Regions from separate parts of the Homo sapiens genome. Here region 1 is linked to region 2. Evidence: chromatin loops called from intact Hi-C (ENCODE). Cell type or tissue: GM12878. All regions are shown on one strand.

Region 1 (2,500 bases), 140 kb before region 2:
GCTTCTCCACAGCACTCATGCTGGCCAAGGCAGAATAAAGACAATTTGAGATCAGGGCCTGAGCATGAAGATTGGGGACTTAAATAAGTGTGCTGATTTGTGTTTGCATATGGCTATCAGATTAAGTGGCTATCTGACTACTTCTCTAATGAAATAGCAGCAAATTAGTAGTTTTATCTGCCATTTTGCATATGGAGACCATTGCCTTGACCCCAATGGTAAAGATTAGTGGAACCTAATCATTTCATGAAGTCAACCTCACTTGCTGCACTTATCAGAAGCTTCTGTAACTTGAGCTTCCATGGCGTGCAGTTTATGCCAGGACACGCAAATGCCAGAAAATCAATTTTCCTGCAGCTTTCACAGTCAGTGTGTTTGCCAGACAAAACTGCAGCCAGCCACCTTTTTTAAATCAGCATAGCACCTTTAGAAATAATACTTACCAGAACGCTCCTAACACAGCAAGGAGGAAAAGACTTAAATCTAAACCCAACTGTTCAAAATCGAGAGCCACAGGAGAAGGTGAAATATGAATATATTGAAAGTGAACATTTTAGTGGCCCCATTTGGCACTGTAAAGTATTCTCTGCCAAGCATCTGTTGAGTTAACTTTAATTCTAATCTGTGCCACAGTAGGACTGAAAACACTTAATATGATACCATACTTCCTGTCACCCACATGTGCCCAGGCCCTCACGTGCCCCTGACATATCGGGGTGGCACTCCACATTGCCTGCCTGCCCCAAGACCTATCTTGATTCTTCTTCCTCTGGTATTCTTCTGGCACACATTCTCAAATAAACCAAACCACACAAAGGCAGTGGATGTGGGGTCATGTTACCTTCCCATTTGCCATGAGTGCATAATCTACTTTATTGAAGACTTACTACTTGCCAAGAACTGTTATGGGTGCTTTACATGAATTATCTCATTTAGTAGTCTATCTCCATTTCAGAGATAATTATTAGAGTCTTAGAGAAATTTAAGTAACTTGACCAAGTCAAACAGAAGGCATGATCTCTAATGGTAGCATTTAGGGCCTGTGACAAGCTAGTGAGTTATCATATTGGTGCCTTTTACCTCGGAGCATCTTGCACAGGTTTCAAAGCTGAACCAAGAAAGAAGATCAAGGTTATATAAAATCATGTCAAAACAACAGGTCAAAGAAGTAAACTTCACTCAATTCACTAGTTTTGGTCAATGTAGCTACTAACGATCTTTCCACTGGGAGGCAGTGCAGAGTAGTAGAAAAAAACAACACAGGTTTTTGAAAGCCAGCACACCTGGATTTGAATACTAATTCTGTCCCCCTGCATCTATGCAAACTTGGAATTATAACTTTACCTCTCTAAACTCTGGAAGAGAGAAGAAGGAGAATATAGACTTTGGTGTCAAATGAGCTGGGTTTAAATCTCAGCTACGCATTTATTCATTCAGTTAATATTTATTAAGTACATGCTATATGACAGCCATTGTTGTAAGGGCTCAAAACCAAAGTCCTTGTAATCACTGTAGTGGGTGAGACAAAATTAAACAAATTCTGTAAATAACATATATGTTTCTGTTGGTGTTAAGTGCAATGAAGACAAAAAGCTGGTGAAGAGACAAAATGTTGGTGTGGAGGTGCTATTTCATCTTGGCTGATTGTGGAAGGCCTTTCTGACATTTGATCAGACACCCTGAATGAAAGGAAGGAGCAGGCCATGAAAGTATGAGGTGGAGTTGCGTGGAGAGAAAAGCATTCCAGATGGAATAGCGTTAGCAAAGGCCCTGACATGGGAATACACTTGGTAGGTTTGAGGAAGAAGGTCCATGTGCTAGAGTGAAGTAAGTGAGGGAAAGAGTGGTAAGAGATGAGAGCAGTGAAGAAGACAAACCGTGGTAAAAATTCTGGATTATATTCTGTTTGACAGAAAGTCACTTAGCCGACTTTGAGCAGAGGAATGACATGATCTAATCTATGTGTAAAAGGATCAATCAGACTGCTATGTCAGGGCAAAAGTTGAGAAGCAGGGAGACAGACCACTTAAGAAGTGATTGTAGGCCGGGCATGGTGGCTTATGCCAATAATTCCAGCACTTTGGGAGGCCAAGGCATGAGGAACACTTGAGCCCAGAAGTTCAAGACCAGCCTCAGCAAAATAGTGAGATCTCCATCTCTACAAAGAAATTTTTAAAAAATTAGCTGGATGAGGTGGCACATGCTTGTAGTACCAGTTACTCAAGAGGCTGAGGTGGGAGGATCCCTGAGCCTAGGAATTCGAAGCTGCAGTAAGCTAGGATCACACAAGTGCACGCCAGCCTGGACAACAGAGAGAGACTCTGTCTCTAAAAAAAAAAAAAAAAAAAAAAAAAAAAAAAAAAATTAATTCAATTTAAAAAAGAAGCAATTGCAATATTTCAGGTGAACAATGATTAGCTTGAATTAGGAGGAGGGTAGGGAGAAGTGGTTGCATTTTGAATATAGATTGAGCTGACAAGGTGTGGAATGTGAGGCCAAA
Region 2 (2,500 bases):
TTCTAATAGGCCTATCAGTCACCTCTCTCAAGATTTGTAACTTTGACCAACTATCCATAATTAATTATGGTCCAGATGATTTTAGTCTTATAACGCTAGAGGTTAACTCACAGAAAACTACTAAGATGTGGTTTAGTTTTGGGGGGAAGGTTGGTTGGTTTAGTGGATAACCCAAAAACTTTCAGTTTATTGCACAATAAGACATTAGCCAAAGTTGAATGTAACTTAGTAATGTTACTTTGGCTTTTTTTCCCCCAACTGACTACATGAATCCCTGCTTCTCAAATGCTCTTTGAATCAGCATTCTTCTGTATCTGTTCTTTCATTAACTGGTTAAATAAAACTTTAACATGTGCTAACAGATGACTTTGCCTGAGATTTGGGCTCTTACAGACATCATAAAACCTTGAACTCCTCTCCCTCCAACCTCCCACCCATCCTCTGTGCTTCCTTAGCACCCTGTACTTTTCCTATTAAAGCAGTATTCAAACTGCATAGGAATTGCCTATTAATTTATCTCCCTCCCTTACCAGACTGTGACCATCTTGACAGAGGTCTTTCCTTACTTGATTGTAGATCCCCAGGACCAAGTGCAGTGTCTCACATCGTACATGATCAATCAGTGTTTGAGAACAAATGATTGTTCTGTTATTGTTGCAAGGTGATGACCAATAATTAGATGAATAAATGAATCCAGAAAACCTGGTGTCTTGAATGCAGAGGGAATTATCACAATAGACATAATAGTTAAGGGAAAAAATTTAGCTGGTCTTCACTTTTAGGAAAGCCAATATATGAAATTCAAATTTAGGATACAAGAGTGCACATTCATTTTCTTAATGCTTGTTTCGTGGAATAATTCACTGGGGTTATATCCCCTTCTGTGTTTAAGTACCTCTTATTAACTACCTGACTGGGTTAGCTTTAGAATCTGCTGACAAATGAAGATCAGAAGCGAAAGTGTGAGTCAACAGGAAAACTATTTGATTTGTGCTTGTGCACCCAAGACAGCTTTCCAGGAACGTGTTTATTGTGTAAAGTGAACCAAAAGTAATCACGTAATGAAGTAGTTTTGCTTACAGGATAATAGCTCTTTGACCTCTAAATGCCTTGGATAAAAAAAAAGACAAGGAGGGGAGAATAAATGCTGTTTCTATGCTTCACTGTAGCACCTAGAAGAATGCTTGCTATCTTACCTCACTTTCACCCTGTCCAGGCCCTCTCTCCCCATTTAAAACAAAGTGTTCTCCCATCCTTTCTCAAAAGAGGACATACTGTTAATATTTAACTAGGCTACATGAATCAGAATTTTAATGAAACATCACTTGCTACTTTCATTTTAGCATCGGTCTCACTTAAGCCATTGAACGTGTTCTCCAAATATGGTGGATAAATGGAAGTAGCATTCACTGAACTAGGGTTTAAAAGTGTCTTAAGAAAGCTTTCTGACTAAATATAAATAAGCAAATTACTTATTTCGTACCTCAGTGACTTCAATGCCTCACAGAGGCAGAGAGTGCATGTTGGACATCTATTTGTTACTTTGACAAAGATTTAAGACTATATTTAGCCAGTAGGCAAAGTCAGAATTCCCCTGGACATATCCTGCAGGGAGCAATGGGATGTAGCCCTTGAAATATTCCTAATGACCATCTTTTAATATACTGATTCTAAAATGATTAGAGAAGGATTACATGAAAGGTCTCTCTGGCTGATGTCTTCTATTACACAAAATGTTCTTTCTTCAAAGGTTAGCATATTCTTGTTTCTAGGACACCAGACATCAATATTTCCTGTCTGCCAACAGAACTGAAGGGTTAGAGACCCTGGGAAAATTTGTCATGTAAATTGACTCAATTAGTCTTATTTTAGTTATAACGAGAAAATGTATTTGAAAAATTAAAACTCCAATCTTTTGTTTTAATGGAGACAGTGTCTCTGTTGTCCAGGCTGGAGCACAGTGGCACAATCATAGCTCACTGCAGCCTTGACCTCCTGGGCTCAAGCAATCCTCCCACCTCTACCTCCTGAGTAGCTGAGACTACAGGCATGTGTCCACCATGTCTAATTTTTTTTATTTTTTTTAGAAATGGGGTCTTGCTATGTTGCCCAGGCTGGTTTTGAATTCCTAGGCTCAAAGGATCCTTCCACCTCAGCCTCCCCAAGTGCTGGGATTAAGGCGTGAGTCACTGCATGCAGCCTAACTCCAATGTTTTTAAAAGTTGCTCTAAGCTGATATCCTTCCCAGAATAATGACCTCTACCACCAAAATAGAAGAGAGTATTTCCTTCAGCCAACACATTTTCTGTCAAAAATAATTATACCAACCTTGAAAAGAAAAAAAAAAATCTCTATTTGTCCAGAGTTATAGAAAAGGAGTGACACTCATTTTTGATATAGAGACCAACCTGCAAATCCATTTACTCAGGCTCCCTAGTGGGGAAAGCCTGTCTGATTAGCTTAATAACGATCTGTAATGAGCTGTATTCCAAAATTTATC

What was found. A loop is a pair of places that touch in the nucleus more often than their neighbours do. Peaks named below come from ENCODE experiments on the same cell type or tissue, not always from the same donor. Only the 100,000 strongest peaks of a DNase experiment are listed, where the experiment ranks them.
Region 1: it touches region 2 in a loop (2.8-fold over the local background); 1 of 110 quality-filtered maps calls a loop at or near these places.

Annotation. Positions count from the first base shown.
Region 1 is chrX:123,449,177-123,451,676 of GRCh38, forward strand. All of the region lies in intron 12 of GRIA3 (glutamate ionotropic receptor AMPA type subunit 3), which reads left to right. Among named protein-coding and RNA genes, the nearest start is that of GRIA3, 270 kb to the left of the region's middle. In GM12878, a CTCF peak has its summit at 1,235 (motif pointing right); a DNase peak (open chromatin) is centred at 1,199.
Region 2 is chrX:123,590,055-123,592,554 of GRCh38, forward strand. No RefSeq gene overlaps it. Among named protein-coding and RNA genes, the nearest start is that of THOC2, 140 kb to the right of the region's middle. In GM12878, no CTCF peak of the experiment used is centred here; DNase peaks (open chromatin) are centred at 997 and 1,259.